2 separate regions of the Homo sapiens genome follow, and region 2 is linked to region 1. Evidence: chromatin loops called from intact Hi-C (ENCODE). Cell type or tissue: Caco-2. All regions are shown on one strand. Each heading gives the region's core, and the rest is flanking DNA. Links, peaks and the distances in the headings are about the cores only. Region 1 overlaps LINC02935 (long intergenic non-protein coding RNA 2935). Region 2 overlaps VTI1A (vesicle transport through interaction with t-SNAREs 1A).

What was found. A loop is a pair of places that touch in the nucleus more often than their neighbours do. Peaks named below come from ENCODE experiments on the same cell type or tissue, not always from the same donor. Only the 100,000 strongest peaks of a DNase experiment are listed, where the experiment ranks them.
Region 2: it touches region 1 in a loop (5-fold over the local background); 1 of 110 quality-filtered maps calls a loop at or near these places.

What each region holds. Positions count from the first base shown.
Region 1 is chr10:112,892,662-112,904,069 of GRCh38, reverse strand. The region is part of intron 1 of LINC02935 (long intergenic non-protein coding RNA 2935); the gene reads right to left. Among named protein-coding and RNA genes, the nearest start is that of LINC02935, 7.3 kb to the right of the region's middle. RefSeq lists enhancers at 2,306-2,806, 4,394-5,206. In Caco-2, for the core only: no CTCF peak of the experiment used is centred there; DNase peaks (open chromatin) are centred at 4,409 and 5,189; H3K4me3 peaks cover 1,240 bases.
Region 2 is chr10:112,774,276-112,785,683 of GRCh38, reverse strand. All of the region lies in intron 7 of VTI1A (vesicle transport through interaction with t-SNAREs 1A), which reads right to left. Among named protein-coding and RNA genes, the nearest start is that of LINC02935, 110 kb to the left of the region's middle. In Caco-2, for the core only: no CTCF peak of the experiment used is centred there; a DNase peak (open chromatin) is centred at 6,917.

The sequences.
Region 1 (11,408 bases), core at 2,860-6,859:
CCATCATGGCTGACTTCAAGCTACCAATGTGACATCAGCCACTTCAGAAATTCCTGAAAACTTGCTGGCCATGATAGCTCATACCTGTAATCTCAGCACTTTGGGAGGCTGAGGTGGGCAGATCACTTGAGGCCAGGAGTTTGAGACCAGCCTGGCCAACATGGTGGAACCCTGTCTCTACTAAAAAATACAAAAATTATCCAGGCATGGTGGTGCATGACTGCAATCCCAGCTACTCGGGAGGCTGAGGCATGAGATTTGCTTGAGCCCAGGAGGCAAGGGTTGCAGTGGGCTGAGAGTGTGCCATTGCACTCCAGCCTGGATGACAGAGGAAAACTGTCTCAAAAAATAAAAAATAAATTAAAAGGCCGGGTACAGTGGCTCACGCCTGTAATCCCACTACTTTGGGAAGCTGAGGCAGGTGGATCACCTGTGGTCAGGAGCTTGAGAGCAGCCTGGCCAACATGGTGAAACCCCATTTCTACTAAAAATACAAAAAAATTAGCCGGGTGTGGTGGCGTGTGCCTGTAACCCCAGCTACTTGGGAGTCTAAGGCAGGAGAATCCCTTGACCCTGGGAGGTGGAGGTTGCAGTGAGCTGAGATCCCGCCATTGCACTCCAGCCTGGTTGACAGAGCAAGACTCTGTCTCAAATAATAATAATAATAATAATGAATAAATTTAAGAAAAAAATCCTGAAAACTTAATAATTGTTTCCTAGAAGCTAGTATGAGCTGGTTCCAGCGTACTGCTATTTGTAGAGAACCTTACATATAATGGGACTCAGAGATATTTGATGCATTCAGTGATTATGATGCTCCTCCTTCCATTCAAATTCAAATACTCTGGGGGTGGAAGAAGATGCTCCCAGTTTACCCTGAAGGATGGATGGGATCTCCAGGGCTTGGGATTGTCTGGACCTGCAGCTCCCCTGAGATCAAGTAACATCGCTGGTTGGAGGTCTATGGTGCTGACAGAGAAGGAGGGAAAAACAGATTTAGAGAGGAAGGAATGAAACAATATGGGTGAAAAGAAGAGAAAAAGAAAGAGAAGACAGAAGTGAGGAAGGAAGGGAAGGAGGGAGACAGGGAGGAAGAGGAAAAGGAAGGAAAGGAGGGAGGGAAGAAGAAGGAAAGAAGGGAAGGAAGGAAGAAAAGAAAGAAGGAAGGAAGGAAGGAAGGAAGGAAGGAAGGAAGGAAGGAAAGGTGGCTTATAAGATGAATACTGGTAGAGGGAGAGTCTCCTGTGACCACTTCTAGCAAGCACCTGCATTTCAATGTCTAGTGCATAGTAGGTGCTCAGTAAATATTGCTGGCCAAGGATCCAGTCATGCTCTGCTTCTGCTATTCCTGTGTCTGATCTTATCTCCCAATGAGATTCTTTTTTTTTTTTTTTAAATGGAGTCTTGCCATGTCGCCCAGGCTGGAGTGCAGTGGCATGATCTCAACTCACTGCAACCTCTGCCTCGCGGGTTCAAGCAATTCTCCTGCCTCAGCCTCCCTAGTAACTGGGATTACAGGTGCACACCACCATGCCTGGCTAATTGTTGTATTTTTAGAAGAGACAGGGGTTTCACTATGTTGCCCAGGCTGGTCTCAAACTCCTGACCTCAAGTGATCCGCCCGCCTTGGCCTTCCAAGGTGCTGGGATTACAGGTGTGAGCCACCTGCCTGGCCCTATCTCCCAGTGAGATTCTAAGATCTTGGAAAGCAAAGACCGTATCATTCGTTTCTTACCCACAATAGAACTGCCTCTACTCAAAGGGGTTACTGATATTATTTAAATTCTCATTACAATTTTGCAATACAGAAAACAGGCTCAGCAAGATCAAGTAAATTGTTCACATTTACACAGCTATTTTAGGTGGTGGGGCCAAGATTCAAACTCTCTGCTCTTTCATGCTACTTCTGAAAGGACCTGAAATCTTTCTGACAAATGAATAGTGTATTTGTCTTCTCACCAAGATGGAGACTTCCATTTCCTTTCTTTTCTATAGTAGCCATTTTTCATTTGTCACGGGAGCCCCAGTAAGAACCTAAGTACTGATGCAAGCATATAACTCATATTCTCCAAACCTTAGCCTTTGTGCACTGGCTACTAACCCATGGTGGTCATGACATTATGAGACTTCATAAACACCCACCTCATTCCATAGAGCACATAGTAGACAAGGGCTCAGGGAGAGAGCAGATGCACCTCTGGATTTTTCCACTGCAAGGATTATTACATAGTCTCACTCATTAACAACCCTATGAGGTGGATGTTGCCAGACCCCTTTTACCATTGGGAAAACTGAGGCTTATAGAGCTTAGCATTTGGGAGGATTTGGGAGCAGGTAGTTTATTCAGGAGGCGATCCCAGGAAGCACCAGTAAGGGAGCAGGGAAGGAAGAGACATTGCAGGTGCTGTTATGGACAACTGAGGCTTCATCCTGCTGGGGGCCTTCCGAGGAACCAGTGCTTTGTGTCATCTCTTGTCCCCAAAGGGACGAGGAAGCTGAGATGCTTAGCCAACAGCCTCTGGCCCTCTTTGGGGGATGCCTTCTCTGGAGGGGTTAAATCTAGGGCACTCTGCTTGCCCTACTCAAGATTGAGCAAGTTCTCTTGGAACCAAGGGGAGACCCTGGGCACTTGAGGGTGGAGACTGTCAGCAGGCACAGGGAATGGCGGGTGACCTTGAAGGTGAGCCAGGGGAATATGGGGCGTGTTTGATCAAGGTCATACCTGCCCAGGGTCTTGCTGAGAGGAGAAGGAGCCAAACTGGGATTCAAATGCAGGTCTAGGCCGGGTGCGGTGGCTTACGCCTGTATTTCCAGCACTTTGGGAGGCCAAGGCAGATGGAGCGCTTGAGCCCAGCAGTTTGAGACCAGCCTGGGCAACATGGTAAAACACTGTCTCTACAAAAATACAAAAATTGGCCAAGCATGGTGGCTCCTGCCTGTAGTCCCAGCTACTTGGGCGGCTGAGGTGGGAGGGTCACTGAAGCCTGGGAGGTTGAGGCTGCGGTAAGCTGCAATCACGCTACTGCACTCCAGTCTGGGTGACAGAGGGAGACCCTATTTCAAATAAAGAAATAAAAGCAAAACCAAAAACAAATGCTAGCGTGTTTAATGCCAAAACTCATTTTCCTTCTGTGACACCAATCACTTAAGCCCAGTGAAGGAGTTAAAGTCCACACACCAGCCGGGCACAGTGGCTCATGCCTCTATTCCTAGCACTTTGGGAGGCTGAGGTGGGCGGATCACCTGAGGTCAGGAGTTCGAGACCAGCCTGCCCAACATGGTGAAACCCCATCTCCACTAAAAATACAAAAAAAGAAAAAGAAAAAAAAATTAGCCGGGCAAGATGGTGGGTGTCTGTAATCCCACCTACTTGGGAGGCTGAGGCAGGAGAATTGCTTGAGCCTGGGAGGCAGAGGTTGCAGGGAGCCGAGATTGCACTATTGCACTCCAGCCTGGGAGACAAGACCAAGACTCTGTCTCAAAAAAAAAAAAAAAAAAGTCCACAGACCTTGGAGGTGGACTGGGTAGGCTGGTGAGAAGAGTAGGGGTCAAAGATAGGTTGTCACCTAGGGTGGAGGCCTGTCTAGTCCTAACAAGGGCAAGAGGTGCTGTCATTAGCATCTCCTGCACACTCAGGAGCATAGAAAAGCCCCTGTCCCAAATGTAATTACCAGCACTTAGAGTGTGAGTGGAGGCAGGATCTATGAGTAGCAAAATACACAAGGGACGCAAGAGTCACACTTTCCAGATTAAAGAATGAAGGACAAGATGTGGAATAGCCTGGGATGATATTAATGACACTAACCACTGCTTCCTCCACATTTTGAACTTTTCTGAAGCACCAAGCTACATCTTTACATATCCCAGGGTCAGCCACATTTTCTGCAAAGGTCTAACAGGTAAATACCTTAGGCTTTGAGAGCTGCAGGGCCTCTGCTACTCAGCTCCACTGTTGTAGCATGCAAACAGCCATGGACAATCAGTCATTCAAAGGGGGTGGCTGTTTTAAAAACTTTATATAAAGAGACAAAAACAGGCACCTGCTAGATTTGGCCCACACGCCATAGTTTGCTGACCCCTGACATGTACTGTGTCTAATCCTGGCAACAACTCTCCCAAAGCAGTTTTGTTGACTCCATTTTATAGCTAAGTAAACTGGTTCAGAGAGGTTAAGTAACTGTGTGAAGTCACACAGCAGGTAACTACCAAGCCGGAATGGAGACCCAGGTGTGATTCCCAAACTGATGCTACTTATGTCTCGACTTGAGATCAGCCTGATGACATACTTGTGCTTCTGTGAAGCCCTGTGGGGGGATTCCAAACACCCAGGATGACAGACCCCAGGCTTCTGCCTCCCTGCCTGCGGCTCCGGAAGAAAGCTAGAGGCCCTCTACTGCTGTCACCCAGATGCCACATCTCCTCAGGAAGGAGAGGTCCAGAGCCAAGCTCAGGCATGGCCAGTGTTACATAGCTGGAGGCCTGTCTTGGCATCAGCCGCCTGGCGCCCAGTTAAACTTTTGACTTCCCAAATTGGAGAAGTTGAAAGTTCTGCTGGGCATTTTTTTTTTAGGGAAACATTTTTTGGTGTTAATTATTTACCAGAAATGGGTCTGTTTCTCTTTCTCTCTTTCTCATTCTTCCCCGCTCCTGGAATTATCTTCCCTTCAGATTCCCTCCTAACAAAGAGTTAACACTGGGGTAAGAGGCATTTAGTGGCTTCTCTTTCCAGACAAAGGAAAGCTAAAGTGTGGTTAGGGAGAGAACTGGGGGCTCTGGAAGCTTTTCCCTGGAGAAGTTGCTTCCCATTGGCCCGACCTAGCTACCTTGCATCTGATGTATAATTTAGCGATCCATTTCCTGCCACCCACCCAGCGTCGTCTGTTATCTGTGGGTATTTATCGACCCTTTCCCCAAGAAACTGCCTGGAATAGAGATGGGGAAGCCTGACAATCCCATTGTCCGAGAAGTTAAACATTAAGTTGGGCTCAAAGTTTGCTCCCCACCCCCACCCCCTGCTGCCCTTAAATTCCCTTTGGCCACACCTCCTTGCCAGAGCGTGAGGTGCTAATGGCCAGATTTACATCTGTGTAAATCCGAGCTGCGGGCACTAATGAGGCCTGAAGTGGAGGGAGCGGACTGGGGTGGAAACCCGGCTTACTCTACACAAGCCCTGTCAGAGACGCCCAAAACGGAACCCCAGGCCCAAACCCCGCCTCCAGAGTCGAGGCAGCAGGGAAAGAGTTAAACAAGAGGCAAGTGACTCAACGCGCTGCTGCCCTCTCCCTGGAAGCACCTTTCCCCAAGTCCCACAGCGCAAGGGCTTAGCCCAGGACCATGCATAATTGATGACGTCAGCGAGGCCCGATTTCCCCAAGCTGGTCATGATAGTGAATATTCACCTCATCCTAGGCAAGGGCAGAGCACCCTAATCCGGGTCACTGAGCGTCCATCTCAGTCCAGCATTTTGGGGACAAAGGCTCCCACGGCAAGAGCTGGGGTGGAGAAGGGGCATCCATGGGCAGCAGTACCCAAGTTGGTTTCAAGTCAGACTGATGGGGGGTCAGTTTCTTCTCCACAGCTTACTTACTTGCTCTGTGACCTTGAGAAAGTCACTGTCACTTCCTAAGCTGTTTATCCCTATCTGTAAGGTGAAGACGATAATAATTCTACCTCACTTGTAGAGTGTTGGGAAGATGACCTGAGCTAGCACGTGTGAGTGCTTTGCATGGTACCTGGCACAGGGGTGCTCAGTGACTTTATCCATTGCTTTCTTTTTCTTTTTTTCTTCTGAGATGGAGTTTCGCTCTTGTCACCTACGCTGAAGGGCAATCTCCGCCTCCCGGGTTCAAGCGATTCTCTTGCCTCCGCCTCCCAAGTAGCTGGGATCACGGGCATGTGCCACCACGCCTAACTAATTTTTGTATTTTTAATAGAGATGGGGTTTCACCATGTTGGCTAGTCTGGTCTCGAACTCCTGACCTCAGGTAATCAACCCGCCTTAGCCTCCCAAAGTGTTGGTATTACAGGCATGAGCCACCATGCCTGGCCTTATCTGTTTATTTCTAAATGGATGGCCCTAAAGGGAAGTCAGGATTGACAGATGGCAGGAAGACACAGGAATTTGGTAGAAAAGGAACTAAAGAAGTTTTTAATTAAAAAAATTATTTGTATATATTAATGGGGTACAAGTGCAGTTTTGCTACATTGACATATTGCATTGTGGTGAAGTGAGTGCCTTCAGTACCTCCATCATTGGAGCAATGCACATTGCACCCACCAAGCAACCTCCCAGCATCCATCCACTCCCACCCCCTCCACCTCTCTGAGTCCCCATTGTCCATCATTCCACACTCTCCTTCCATGGGTACACATTGTTTAGCTCCCATTTATGAGTGACAGCATGTGGTATTTGTCTGTGCCTGGCTTATTTCACTTAAGATAATAAGCCATCCATGTTGCTGCAAAAGACAGGATTTCATTCCTTCTTTATGGCTGAGTAGTATTCCACTGTGTGTGTGTATATATATATCATATATCATATATATGTGATATATATATAACATGATATATATACATGATATATATAACATGATATATATACATGTATATATAATGACATATATACATACATGTATATATACATATATAACGTGTATATATATACACGATATATATATATACTGTATATAATATCACGTTAAAAAAAAATCCAGTCCTCTGTTGATGGACACTTACGTTGATTCTGTATCTTTCTTATTGTGAATAGTGCTGTGATAAACAGAAGAGTGCAGGTATCATTTTGATATAATGATTTCTTTTCCTTTGAGGAGATACCCAGTAGTGGGATTGCTGGATGGAATGGTTGTTATTTTTTTAGTTCTCTGAGAAATCTGCATATTATTTTTCATAGAGGTTGTATTAATTTACATTCCCACTGTCAGGGTATAAACGTTCCCTTTTCTCTGCGTCTTTGCCAACCTCTGTTATTTTTTGTCTTCTTAATCATAGCCATTCTGATTGGTGTAAGATGATATCTCATTGTGGTTTTAATTTGCATTTTTCTGATGATTGGTGATGTTAAAACTGGAGAATTAAAAAAAAACCCTCCAGGCACGGGCCAGTGCAGAGTCTGGAGGCCATGCTTAGCTCTCCCATCTGGGGGATGCCCTTGGTTTAAACTCTCTGAGCTCAGTTTCTGCATCTGTAAAATGGGAGTGTGGGGGATGCTTACCCTCCTGCCCTGGAGGTTGGAGATGAGCTTCATGTGAGCTAAGGAGTGTGAATGAGCTTTGGAACCCACAATCCCTTCACGAGATGGTTAATTTTATGTGTCAACGTGACTGGGCTAAGGGATACCCAGATAGCTTGTAAAACATTATTTCTAGGAGTGTCTGTGAAAGTGTTTCCAAAAAGCTTGACTATTTGAATCAGTAGACTGAGTAAAGAAGATGGCATCATGTAATACATGGCCTGAATAGAACAAAAAGGCAGAAGAAGGGATATCACTCTCTTCTTGAGCTGGGCCATCAAACTTCTCCTGCCCTTGGACATTGGAGCTCTTTGTTTTCGGACTTTCGGACTCAGACCAGGACTTACACATTAGCTGTCTGACTCTCAGACCTTTGGACTCAGACCAAGTGACATCACCAGCTTTCCTGATTCTCTAGCTTGCAGACAGCAGATTGTGGGACTTCTTGACTTCCATAATTATATGTGCCAAGTCCCACAATAAATCGCTTCCTCTATCTATCTATCTATCTATCTATCTATCTATCTATCTATCTATCTATCATCTATCTCTCTACCTATCTATCATCTCTCTAGCCATCCATTCATGTCTGTATCTCCTACTGGTTCTATTTCTCTGGAGAACCCTGACCAATAACACTTCAGAAATGCAAGGGATTGTTATGGATATCAAGGTATCCATTGCAGTGTGTTCCTGATAATAATGATGGTGGTGATGATACTGACAGCACAAACTCCAAGTTCTCAGGGTCAAGAACTGCTCCTTCTTTGTCACCCTCAACTCCTCCCCAAGACAAGCACAGAGAGGAGCTCAGGACACAATTCACACACACATTTGAACCAGTTCATGTAATGGATCAGCACCACCTCTATGGCTGCATACAAAGACAGACAAAAGCAAGGCAGACCTGCGCTGCCTTCCCAGGCAGAACTGTTCCTCCCCTATATGAGCATCTATTATTCTAGTCCCTCTGCTGACCGCCTGATTCCTTGTAGGTGCTCAATAAATGTGGTTGGATGAACGAAGCATATTACTATTACCAGTTCAGTTCTCTGCTACACACTTTCATAGTTCATTTCCTCTGTAGAAGAATTATTCATTCTTTTTTTAAATTTTTTTATTTTTTGGTCATTGTGATGATTTTAAAAATGGTCACCAATACTTTGATATTCCTTCCACCGAAATGTGGGGCTTTGTCCCCTCCTCTTGGACCTGGGCAGACTAGTGACTGCTTTGACCAATTGGGTACGAGATATAAATGAAACCTTGTGACTCTGCCCCTCATTCTCTCAGTGCTCCCTTTCAAAATGTGTCCCCTGGGGACACAGCCACTAGGCTGTGAGAAGCTGGGGCCACCTGGGGAGGCCACATGCAGTGCTCCACTGCACAGTCCCAGCTTAGCCTGACTCTCCACTCATCACAGTCCAGATGCCACATGCATGAGTGATGAAGCTCCAGGTGATTCCAGTTGATCCCACTTGTCCTCATCACCCCTAAGTTGCACATCTTCTAGCCGATTCCCGAAACATGTGGAACAGAGACAAGCCATGCCCTCTGGGCCTGTCTGAGCTCTTGACCATAGACTCTGTGAGCATAATAAGGTGATGGTGGTTTTCTAGGAGGAAGCTGTGGGTGATCTGCTGTGGTAACTGGAATCTCCTTAGCTTGCATGTCTGCTACTGAAGTGTCAGCTCTCTGAGGGCAGAGTGCAGGTCTGGTTTGCTCACTACTCCTTCAGGGATGGGACTAGGGTGGGGTCAACCGAGTGCCTATGGCACAAACTTTAAAAAGGTGCTCACCTTCAGGACTGTGGGAGTTCAGGGTGAGTGCCTGAGAGCCAGTGCCTCCTTAGATGCCGTGCCTTGGGTGCCCTTCCTGCCTCACCCTCTTTCTGGCCCTGATCCCTGGAGACCAGCAGAGTGCCTGGCCCATAGTAGGCACTCAATAAAGATTAAATGAATCAATTAGTGAAGGAATAAAAGAAACGGACCCTGAAATGATATCTTCCTTGAGGTGGTAATGAAAAGAAGCAGCACTAGACTTGGAATCAGAGGGAGATAAATTCAAATCTCAGTGTTGTGGCTTCCTCACCACAGAAACACGAGCAAGTTGCTTAGCTTCTCAGAGCCTTGCCAAACCCCAAAAACAAAGAGCCTCAATCCAACTCAACCAGAGCCCGAAATTCATCTTTTGGCGGTATGCATTTTTAACAGTTACCCCTCAACTGACACATCTTTTTCCCCCTTAATGGGGAAATTAGTGGCATTAATACTGTCCCAGGGGTTACTGTGAAGGGAAATAACATGTATGTAAAGTGCCTGGCGTGTGTGGGGAATCAACACACATCATTCCCCTCTGCCTCCCCACTCCCTTAAAGTAGGCAACTATTCAGCAATCTCACAAAACTCTGCTGGGTACAACATTCCAGAGCCAGGGGGAGTCACAGTTTGGAAAATCCTGAGTTTGCCCCCATAGGGAGTTTGTTTTCATTTGCTTGCTTTTTTTTTTTTTTTTCCCTTAGCAAAGAGGCAGTATATTGTAGTAATTAGAATCACAGGAATCAGAGACAGCTAGGTTTGGGTTAAATCATAGCCCTCTCTGACTAACTTATTATATAATCAGCCTAAAGTCATTTAAACTGAACCTCAGTTTCCTCATGTAACAGCTGCAAGTAAAAATACTAAAATCTCCATGGCTAAACACAATAGAAATTGAATTCATGATCATATTACAGCTCAATACAGGAGTACTCAGCAGGTGACCTCCTCTGGAAGGTGTCATGAACCCAAGCTCTTTGCATTTGGTGGCTCCACCATCCTCTAGACCTCAAGGTCATTAGCTGGATCCTCTACATCTACTGGCAGAACAGGAGCGAGGAGCTTTGCAGGGGAGGTTTTTATGGGCCTGGGTTGGAAATGGCACATGCTACTTCCCCTCGGATTCTACTGGGCAGAACCAGTCACATGGTTTCACCTAACCACAAGGGAATCTGGGAAGTGTGCTCTAGCTGGGTGCTCAGGAAGAAAAGGACGATGCATAACAGTCCTTGCCGTATCTCATCTGTTAAATGAAACAAATCCTGGAGACAACCAAGAGGGCTGTGGAGAGATTTAAATTAGACAAAATGTGCAGTATGCTAATGCAGATCCTGTCCCAGAATAAGTGCTCAATAATGGCAGCTATTCAGTTCATCATCCACGTGTGGGTCAGTACCATTGCTTATCTACTGTGGAGGACACTAGAACATGGAAGAAATACACCACCATAGTGTGCTACAGTGACTGTGCTTCTTGAAGCTAAGATATCTGATTATCAACACACATTGAGCAGACACAGTGCTTCATAGACTAGGGTCCTTGGGAGATGCAAATGAACAAACACTGATCCCTGGAATCATAAAGCTTGTTCTTACTCAGTGTGGCTGATGGACTTGGCCCCAATGCCTATAATGCAGGTAAAATATATTAAGCATCCAGAAGGAAATATGTCTTAATTTCAGCTAAAGGGATTAGGGAAGCCATTTGGAGAATGTGATATCTAAGTTACACCATGAAGGTTTCCAAAAGGTGAGATGGCAGGGAAAGGCTTTGTTAGGGAAGAGACCAATGAGAGAAAAACCATGGAGAGAAGATCAGAGACAGTTTGGGAAATGGCAAATAATTCAAATGGCAGCAACAGAGTGTGAGTGTGGGGACAAACAAAGTGGTTACAGGCCAGCAGGAACAGACATAGGCATGGAGATTTGCATGCTGTGATGAATGACACTGGCTTTATTCTATGGGCAATGGTGAGCCATGAAGAGTTTAGGGTTTCCAGCAGCATTATTTTGATTATGACACTGAGCAAACTTTTGCACAGCTATCAGAGTTGGTTAAGACAGGTATAGTATTTTTTGTTTTTTGTTTTTGAGATGGAGTCTCACTCTGTCACCCAGGCTGGAGTGCAGTGGCATGATCTTGGTTCATACAACCTCCACCTCCTGGGTTCAAGCGATTCTCCTGCCTCAGCCTCTCGAGTAACTGGGATTACAGGCGTGTACCATCTTGCCCAGCTAATTTTTGTATTTTTAGTACAGACGGTTTCCCCATGTTGGCCAGGCTGGTCTCAAACTCCCAACCTCAGGTGATCCACCTGCCTCAGCCTCCCAAAGTGCTGGGAT
Region 2 (11,408 bases), core at 5,019-9,018, 120 kb after region 1:
ACACTATACACAAAAATTTAAATGGAACACATACCTAAATGTAAAGGCTAAACTATAAAACTTCTAGAAGAAAACATAGAAGTAAAATTTTCTAACCTTGGGACAGGCAAAGATTTTTAGGTAAACCACTACAAGCATGATCCATAAAATTAAAAATTGATAAATTTTTATCAAAATTAACAGCTTTTGCTTTTCAAAATTCCCCATTAAGAAAATAAAAAGACAAGCCATAGAGTGGGGAAAAATATTTGCAAATCATATATCCAAAAAAAGGTGTGTACAGACAAGTATAAAAATAAAGCCCCTCTATGGCTTTGTAGCAGAGTCTTACAAGCTCCAGAGCTGCCTTTGTTGGGGAGGGGCTTCTCTGCATTGCCTCTGGTCATTCCTCTGACAAGGATTCTGAAGGAATGGCTGCCTTCAGGAAGGCTCCTGGGGAGCCCAGTGAGCCCCTTGCTCCCATCTACAGGCTTCATGGACCTCTGCCCCCACTTCCTTCCCTTTCCCACCATTCTGGGGTCCTGCTCAGCTACACCACTGGCATGTGTGGGAAAACATTACTGGCTGTGCTTATATTCAGGGGCATGGAGGTCTTTTTCTGTATAAGTTTACAGTAGAGAACAATGAAAAGACTAAAATCCACAGCCAACGGGGGCCAAGGGATCTGCCTACATCTTGAGTTTTGCCATGATGTGAAAACACATGGCTTCAGAGTGTAACATGAACAACCCTGAGATCTCTCCAGGGTGGAATCTGTGTTTTCAGCTATGCAGAAATACGTACGATGGACCTTTTAAAAAGTCAGTGGGAGGGTGTGTTAAATGAAAATCAAGATAACCTTTCTTAGGCATGCTTTCCCCATATACTCCAAATTTTTTTCGTTTTGACTAGCATAACAGTTGGAGAAATGCCTTAAAACAGGGGAAGTATCTATTTTTCTCCAACCTCACTTGAATTGGGCACTCTGGGATGAAGGGGAGGTTTGCCGTTTGTAGACAAGAATGAAGCCTTTTGTGAACAGGCTAAGTACACCACTGACTTGCTTTAAAAAGTGTCAAAGGCTATTTCTGGAAAACGTGTGGTTGACTGTGCCACATTGAAACACTGACTTATCGCCCAATTTAGCGTTAAAACATTAGAACTTACAATTAGGACTACTCTGTTTACTCCAAATGAGTTTGTCAACATGCTGCAAATATATTTATGTTATCATAATAAAAGCAAGAAATAGGCAGGAGTGGTTTCTCACTGCTGAAGGCCACACTGAACAGCACTTCAGAACACTGAAATTTGAGCTGCCCTATCATATAGGCAATTTCTTTTCCCCTCGAAAAGCAGATGCTGGGTGTAGCTATATTAGTGCATAATAGGTTTATTCTCATTCACAAAACAGGAATTACTTTATGGCTCCAAAGTAAAACTAGTGTAAGGAATATACCGGCAGATTTGCTACAGATGTGGTCTCTGACACGTACACACGGGGAATCTGCTATTAATCACGTTAAGATTTGAACGTTATAAAGTACAAGGCAGACATGCGTTAAGTTCAAGGTCTGAACTGATAAAAAAACACGAGAAGAGAAAAAAAGATTAGTGTGCCTGTGCCCATCATTTGTGTTTAAATGTTCTGCTTTAAAAGATATTATTCATCCTTTTCCTTGTCCTCACCCCATTTTGCTTCAAGGTTGGTCTGCCTTTTATTTCTTTCCTTTCACTCTGACACAGATGACAGTTCTCGGGAGAAGGCGGCCCTTCGGCTGTCCTTCTTGCTTGTTGGAGTAGGACAGGAATGTGCTTGTTCGGCATTTGTTCAGGAGTGCCTAGACTCCCCGGACTCTGGGGACCGGGAGAGCCAGCAGCACATGCTGGAATCGGCTCAGCACCCAGGCCCTGCAGGCCTTTGTCACCACCTGCCTCCAGGGTTAAGGTGGCCACGGTAATTATGCCAAGGCCATGCATTACTCTGACAAAGTAATCCATCAAATTATGTCTCATAATTTCAATTCTCCCTTCGAATTTTCCTTACCTCCAAAGCCAGCTGGATATTATATTACTGAAGCTGTTGAAAAGGTAGAACACTAGCCATGAAGCCAAAGGCCACGGCAACTATGCAATGCATAAATTTTTATTGTTTGCTCAGTATTGAAATCTCATTAGGGTCCATAATTCATCTGAACACCGTGAACATTTACATCTGTTGATCATGAGAACCTAGAAGGAATGTACACCTTTAGCTAACTTGTTTTCAGAGGAGGCAGTGTGTGTGTGTGTGTGTGTGTGTGCACGTGCACGCGGGCATGCACATACAACTCATATGTTTTTAGCCCTTGAACAGCTGTGGTTTAAATATCCCTTACCCAAACCAATTTCCAACCTGAATTTAAATATCCCAAAGTTGTTTTCATTTGGTAGCTTTCAGACAAAGACTCAGTTCTCTTCAAGTCCGCTTAATCAATGTTGGAAAATTCCACTCATTGTACATTGGCCATAATGCAGCTCTGCTGTGTTAATTACATCAGAATTATCCCAAAGATTACACACCTTTCATTCAATGTATATATGTTTTTGTCTTCACTTAATTATGGCTTCAGAATCAACTTGAGAGAGGAAATGTAACTGTGACTGTTTCTGGGTCCCAGGGATATCCAGATTCGTGTCTACTTTTTTTGGTGTGTGTGTGTGTTATTTGAACATCTTTCCTACCAAGTTCTGCACTTTCGATCTGATGGTATTTTCATTTATGAGGCTCTTACCAGTTCCACGAACACTACAGTTTGAGTTATAATCACTGAATCACAAAATCGAAATTAGAAGGGGAAGGGACCTTCAGGGCCACCTAGCCAGGCCAGCCCTCTTCCAAGCTGGAATCCCCCCCAGTAACACCCCCTGACAAGTGGTCCTTCAGGAATGTATCCATTTTTGGAATGAACTATGGCAGCAGCTGAAAGGCTCTTAGCAAACACTCCCTAGCAGTTCAGGGCAGAGATGAAGAATGCTGTGTCCGATGAGAAGTCTGCAGGGAGTTTAGGTAGACCAAATGTAATTACCCAGACTGGCATCTGGCTAGGGCACCAGCTCGAACAGCCCCACTATAATTCCAGCTGATGGCAGTGACACCTTCTGATGAGAGTCTTGTCAACTACAAGCTGCTCTTTAGCCAGACTTCACTAATATGCCGCGACGGGAAAGATCGGATACAGATGTTTTCACTCAGAAGGCCTTGGAAACGCTAAGGTCCTATCTTCTCCTCAAGGAGAAAGAGCATGCGCTTCCACGCCGAAAAAGACGCCAAAGGGCCTTCACGCAGGGCCTGGCCTGATCCAAGCGTCATTGCAACATCCTTTTCCAGTGTGGCCTCCAAGTCGGCGTGAGGTTTTAGTGTTCCACTCTCAGTGCTGCTTTGAAAGCCCCAGCATGCAACTGGCGACAGCCAGTGAAATGGCCCTGGACACACAGAGTCCAGCAAGCGCTCTGATGAGGTCTGTGGGAAATGATCTGGTTCCATTCTGGGGGTACAGTGATGAGTAAAATTAGGTCCCTGTCCTCACAGAGCTTCTAGGCCTTAACAAAATCACATGTACATAATATAGAGTTTTAAACTGTGGTAATCGCTACAAAGGAAGCAGATATGATACTATGAGCATCTAGAAGAGGGGACTTGTGTCAGTCGAAGGGTCTTCTAGGAAAGGAGATGCTGGAAGGAGTTAGGTGTGCAAGAGGTTTCCTGGGGGTAATACCTGTAGCAGATAAATGGAGGAGGAGGCAGAATTGGGCAGGAAGAGCCTCGGACCACAGTGCAGAGCTGACAAAGTCTCATTTATTTACTTTTTAGACAGAGTCTCACTCTGTCGCCCAGGCTGGAGTGCAGTGGTGCAGTCTTGGCTCACTGCAAGCTCCGCCTCCTGGGTTCAAGCGATTCTCCTGCCTCAGCCTCCCGAGTAGCTGGGACTATGAGTGTGCACCTATGAGTGTGCACCATCACACCCCACTAATTTTTGTTTTTTTAGTAGAGGCGGGGTTTCACCATGTTGGCCAGGCTGGTCTCAAACTCCTGACCTCAAGTGATCCACCCGCCTCAGCCTCCCAAAGTGCTGGGATCACAGGTGTGAGCCACCGCTCCTGGCCAGGACTGACAAAGTCTTAACCAACCCAGTGATGAGCTCTGGAGCCAAGACAGCCCCGTAGAGGAATCCCACCTCAGGCAGAAACTGCCTAGCTTCAGGACCACACACTGTGCCTAGTCAATGACTGGGGGCCGCCTGGGAAGAGTGTGGCCTAGCTCTGATGCTGACATGGGTCTCTGAGGGTACCAACACCTGGGGCAGACTGCATGCCTGAAAGGTTGACAGCTGCATCTCTGTAGCTGCTGTAGGACTGAGCTTTTCTAGAGGCCCAGAGAGGGTGTCCCAAAGGTGGTAATGATGTTGAATTAAGATCTGGGCCGGGCGCGGTGGCTCATGCCTGTAATCCCAGCACTCTGGGAGGCCGAGGCGGGTAGACTGCCTGAGCTCAGGAGTTTGTGACCAGCCTGGGTAACATGGTGAAACCCCGCCTCTACTAAACTACAAAAAATTACCCGGCCATGGCGGTGTGCACCTGTAGTCCCAGCTACTTGGGAGGCTGAGGCAGGAGAATTGCTTAAACCTGGGAGGCGGAGGTTGCAGTGAGCCGAGATCAGCCTGGGCAACAGAGCGAGACTTCGTCAAAAAATATATATATATATTCTGAAGAATGCGCTAGGTTAAAAACTGAAGTGGGAGGGGTGAGTGGGAATGAGAAAGGGATTCCAGGCAGGTGGCACAGCATGTGCAAAGGCCCTTTATCTGTAGAGGAACACTGGGGTGCCCGGGGAGGAAAAAGCCAGGAGGAGAATGATGGGAGGGAGGCGAGCTGAAGAGGAAACAGAGGCGGAATCGTGCCAGCCTGTGGACCATAGTAAGGATTTTGGTTCTATCAGCCATGTGGCTTTGAGAAAGCCACATACTAATTTTACTGATATTTAGTTTCCTAATCTATAAAATGGGAACAACAATGCATACTCGATAAGGTTAACACACGGGTTAAATCAGATTATGCATATTGAGCTCTGACTCTAGTTCCCGGGACATGAGACAGCACATGGTTAATTATTATAATAATTTTAGAAAACCTCCACTGGAAACGCCTTCTGCAAGAAGCAAAGGAGAAAAATGGGCTTATTTTTACATTTTGTTTTCAAAGGCTTAAAAGTTTGATTCTGAAATAATGTGCCTGATTTGAGCAAACTCCAAGTGAAATTGCTCAATGCCTTTTCCACCAAGATCATGGTGCTACCACATTTTCAATTATTAAAATTCTAGGCATATAGGTAGGTTATTATTTTATTTATTTATTTATTTATTTATTTATTTATTTATTTATTTATTTATTTTTAGAGACAGGGTCTTGCTCTGTCTCCCAGGCTGGAGTGCAGCAGTGTGATCATAGCTTACTGCAACCTTGAACTCCTGGGCTCAAACGATCCTCCTAGCAGGGATTACAGGCACATGCCACCATATTGGGCTAATTTTTGCTTTTTTTTTTTTTTTTTTTAAGAGACAAGGTCCTGCTATGTTGCCCAGACTGGTCTCGAATGCCTGGCCTCAAGTGATCCTCCCAAAGTGCTGGGATTACAGGTGTGAGCTGTAATCTGCCATACAACTAAGTTTAGAATTAAACAATCTCAGTAACTCAGAACTGAGTAAGTAACAAATAGCTTGTAACAGAAAAATAATCTGTGAGAAACCTAAAGAACAAGGAAGTTCTCAGCCTCAACAGCACATTGTAAATGGAGGAATGTGGCTATAAAGAGCATGAGAGCTTCTATTTAATAATAACGTTGAAAAATAATTTCTTCTCTCGCCAATCTCACCTGTTTATGGGAGTAATCCTTCAGATGCCTATTTTCCGATTATTCTAATCCATAAAATGCCAGAAACAAGAAAATACAAAATGAGGAAAAACATATGTTGATTGGAGATGCTGAAACAGATTTGACTGCCAAAGAAACTTTGTACCGAGATGGTCATTTTTTTGAATAGTGGGATGAGCATGTGCTAACAGAGCAAAGACATTCTCTAAATTCAAGTCCAGATGATCTGAAATAGCTGAACATAAGCCCAGCGCCTACACCTTTGGCATGAGTATATAAAAGCTTAGAATAACCTGACCCATAGCTGAAAAAGAGAGGACAATCTCTCTTATGTAGATATGTTCACAACAAACTTATTTTATGGGTAACAGTTTAAGAAATCACTGTTTACTCCAGCTTGCTTATCTCTGTGTCAAAATCTAGTCTCCTCTTAAAAAGATAAAGCTGGCAGCCACTGTTTTACAAGCTCACACACCACTTCCTTTGACTTCTTAGCGTCTAGTAAATACATGAAGCTATTATTTTCAGCTGCTTATCCCCATGTTTATTCCATCCAAGTTGATTCTGACTCCTTCTGACCCTTAAAGAGTGCAGAAGACTGAAAATATCTGGCCTCTACTCTTGGAAATCTCAAGATGAAATATTGGTAATATCACTCAAAAGAACTGGAAGTATGTGTACCCTTTGGTATTTCTTTCTCTCGTTCCTTTTCAAGCTGCGATAAAGCAAACGTGAGATTTCCACAGCCACCTAAACAGAAACATCTTTGAGAATTTGAAAGTATTCAACAAATCCACTTCGATTATTATTCTTATTTTTTTCCTTCTTTTAGGAAAATGTGTCACTCAGTTCCTGAACTTCTCCTGCATATTTCTTTCCTGTGCCAAAGGCTTATCAACTCTTAGGTCATCTTGATATGTCAAAAACTTCTTGGATCACAGAGCTGAACCTAAGCAGACTGGACAGGAATTTCTTGATTCAGACAAAAAAATGTCTGATAAGAAAGCTATTTATGTCTCCCAGTAGAGCAAGGAGGCAGTCTACCTTTGCCCATATGTTGTATGTTAGTATTGACTAAACTAAAAAAAAAATTTTTTCCTGGAGGACTGCTACCTGATGGAACTGCTTCATGCTTCTGAAGCTTTCATTAAGGTGACTCATACTGCAAGTAATTTTAAAAAACCCTCCCAAGTTTTACCTTTGCCATAGATTTGCCAAAGACTTTTCTCAGTAAAATAGAGTGAACAGGAAAAGCTCTTTGTCCTGTATAGAATAATTAAATTCTTTTTAAAAATACAACATTTTATGAAAGATTTGCACTCAGTCCAGATGGTATCGGGGTTGTGGTTATTTGTGGGTAATCGGTTCACGTGGTGACATTGAGGCATAATTCACAATGGCCATCAGTTATCAGGGGGACAAGTGGGGTAACAATGGTGAATGGTCTTGGCAGAAGAACTTCCACCAGTGCTCAGAGTCACCGGCCTTTCCTGAAGCCATTCTAAGGTTCTTCAGTTCAACAACATGGGGATGATGGCTTTGGTATTAAGTTAAAAATGAGGTGATGTTTATCCAGGTAGCTGGTAATTCCAACTCATAGATCAGAAAGGTCACTTTCTAGAGTAATGTGAGCTCCATAAGGCTATTACGGAACTTGCTATCACCAATACACTTTTTTTTTTCCTTTTTTTGAGATGGAGTTTTGCTCTTGTTGCCCAGGGTGGAGTGCAATGGCACGATCTCGGCTCACTGCAACCTCTGCCTCCCAGGTTCAAGCGATTCTCCTGCCTCAGCCTCTCGAGTAGCTGGGATTACATGCATGCGCCACCATGCCCGGCTAATTTTGTATTTTTAGTAGAGACGGGGTTTCTCCATGTTGGTCAGGCTGGTCTGGAACTCCCTACCTCAGGTGATCCACCTGTCTCGGCCTCCCAAAGTGCTAGGATTACAGGCGTGAGCCACGGTGCCCGGCCACTTTCACCAATACTTTGTATTTGCTTCTGTGAAAGTTAAATGACAAAATGGGCAGAATCGAGTTTCACTGCAGCACTTCCTTAGTGAAGAGGCCAGAGAATGAATGCCACAATGTCCGGGAAACGGAGGCCTCTCATCTCTTTCCCTGCCAATGAGTTTTGCCTCTGACTGATGAATGTCAGGCATGGAATTAAAATGAGATAATCACCAAAAACTACTGAGGAAGATATCTCTACCAGGCAGGTCTTACATTCAGAATAAAATCCTTTTTGGCGAAGTCTTGTTTTCACTTTCTAGCCCCAGAGATGGCCTTTCCTCACAGTGCTCTATGTCAGACTCAAAGGATAAACCTTCTGCATAATTAAGCACTGCTCCGTGGCTGTCTCCATCCTCCCACCTGAAGAGATGGCACTGATTTGTTGGTGTCAATTTAGTGCTTGTATTGTGTGCATAAGGTCCTGAAATTTTCTATAGTGGGCCTAAGAAATCCACCCCCACCACAGTAATTCAGACACCACTCAGACAAGGCAAGCCTGGAAGGCTGGGAGATAGGTCAGCACCAGCCACACCTGGGAACTTGTCTTTTTTATTTTCTGGTCATCCATGTATAGAAACAGAATCCATGAGGATTCTTTAAAAGGCAAAAGAGTGACAGGAATTGACACGGACTTTGATTTTACTTTCTGTAATTAAAAAACTAATCATCAGGTATGTAAAAGTCAGCGTAGTGAACTTTTACATACCACTACCAATTAGGAAAAAAAAGCTTTGAAAGATGTGAGTTTTAGTTTCTCTTACTAAGCAAGCCTCAAGAAAAATGGCTTTTAAAGTTAAGTCAGCCTAGCCGGGTGCAGTGGCTCCCATCTGTAATCCCAGCACTTTGGGAGGCCAAGGCAGGTGGATCACCTGAGGTCAGGAGTTCAAGACCAGCCTGGCCAACATGGTGAAACCCCGTCTATACTAAAAATACAAAAATTAGCCAGGCGTGGTGGTGCGCACTTGTAGTCCCAGCTACTCGGGAGGCTGAGGCAGGAGAATTCCTTGATTCTGGGAGGCAGAGGTTGCAGTGAGCCAAGATCACCCCACGTACTCCAACCTGGGCGACAGAACAAGACTCCGTCTCAAAAAAAAAAAAAAAAAAATTAAGTCAGCCTAACTCAAGATTTGGAAGTGAGAAAATTATAATAATGTGGCTTCTTCTGTTTAGATGGTTTACATTAAATGCATCCTGGGGGATGAGGAGGTAGGGATGGTGCCACTGGCTGGCACCTCACACAGATGGGAGGCCGGATAGACGGATGGATGTCAGACAGCAGCTGTGAGATAATCTCTCTGCTCATAACCATCTTGTTTCCGGGACACAGACCAGAACAGACCGCCTAGTGCTAAGGCCCAGAGCCTGTTTCTGCACTCCCCTGCACCAGCCTTACTCCTGAGCTCCCCAAGGTTGCAGCAGATGTTAAAAACTAAAGTTGAAACCTTTAAGCTGTAATGAAGGAGTTCACAGGGTTCATAATCCCAGTACCCCACCCCAATTCTCCAGTGATCCCGCTGAAAGCTTTCAAATAGTCCTCAGCACTAACACGGTGCAGCGCGTGTTGAACACACTGATCTGCCCACGATTACCCTCGGCTGCTGTAAAACAATCTTACTCCTCGAGTGAATGCAGGCTGCAGCAACAATGGTGTTATTGACTTGTTGCTCCAGCTCTATTTAGTTATTACCCTCGGGGCCACAATCAATAGACTCTGCACCAAGTCAGCCTAATAAATCCCAGGCTCTCACTGGAGGTTTGCCAGAAACGGCAAGAAAATCTATGGCAGGGAAACACTTAGAGTGCGAAGACAGAGAAAGCTGCACTGACAGCTGTATAAATTAATTAACAAGGAACTGTTTATTCTTTCAAAAGATCAGATTGCACATTTACCATCACTGAAGAAGTCACAGATTGACTATCGCAAAAGTATCTGGTGATATATTTTTAAAACCCACATATTTGGAGGTACACACACAAAAGAGAGAGACCTGTGTCCTATGGCAATTATTTCTTTCTTTATTACATTTTCAATTACTCGATATAAATTTGCCTTCTGAGCACTAGTTCTGGCCAGTGTATTATTTTCAGCTTATTTGGACTAATGCAGTCTGCCTTGATAATTCTTTAAGCTTGTGGTTGAAACAGTCAACACGATAAAAATGAAATGTTGATCATTAACATTTGTTGTGCTTTGGGATTTTTTTTCCCCCTCTGCTGTTAGGAATTTGAATCCTACTTGTAATGCAGCAGTGGAAGGAAAAATGCTTTAGGTGATAGAAACACTAAAAGGTCAGTGAAAGCAAATGCTAGGTTATTTCAGATCATTGCAAAAGAATTCTAGGATGGTTCCTTACTTAATAAGCAAATGGTGTGTAGATTTAGTGGCAAGGAGCTCAGGATCCTACAGCCTTAAGACACATTGAATTAAACTTGGGCCTGCACTGGGACAACACAATCTTCTTCCATGGATTGAAAACAAATATAAGAGATCGATGAGGCTCTTGGAACCTATTTGCTACTGCAGTGGTACTTTGAAGAATTTTTATACAAAACTTTTTCTTTATCCCAACTCTATCCATGCTGGTATAGAATGTGTAACTTGATGAAAAAAGGTCTTTCTAAATGCTAAGCCGTTTCAGTTTTTAAATTCGGCAGTGGAGGTGTTAGAAATGGTCTTTAAGCAGAGTCACAAGACCCAACCTCAATATCACTCAGCTAACTGACCGACGTTCAGTGAGAGTCTATTAGGGACAAGGCACTGAGGCAGCCATTGACTGGTGGTGACACAGGCGTCATTGTTCTCAGGCGTCGAAAGCTTATTTCATTGCTTCGGTCTAGCCTGGGATATGTCAGCCCTGTTGCATGTTAACACACTCCTGTGAACACAAAAGGGCACAGCAATCCCCTCAAACATGTACCCTTGAACTTGACAGGCCCTCAGGAGGGGGGCTTCTCCGTGCACACACACGAAATCTGTTTCATTCTGGGACTGCTAATTGTGTTGTCCCAATAATTTATTGCCTCTTCTAAATGGTTTCCAGGTAATAAGAGTTAATTGACTCAAGTGACTTTCATCCATTGCAATTATCTCCTAATATTGTACATTAGGCCCATGTACTTTCTGTTAATCAGGTCAAATATGTCACCTGAATAGAGGCATTAAAAAAAAAAGGTGGAACTTAAAATCATCACCCTAAACTTATTTCTAAATGTGCTCACATAAAGTTGTTCCTCCTGAGATTAATTTACTGCCTAAGCCTGACTTGGCTTTCCCCTTGGAGACTGGTTAGAGCTGTCAGACTCAGAGTTCACCTTCTTCACACTCATCTCCTTTGTAGTGGGAAGACCAAAGTTCAGAGGAGGAAGTAGTCATCCTGGGGTGGCCCCTGGATGGTCAATGGCAGAGGCAGGCCCAGGTCATGGATTTCCCACCACTTCTTTCTGGCGTCCTGAAGTGAGGTGGAACTATGAGAGGAACTATGAGAAGAACCTTCCAGAAAACACAGA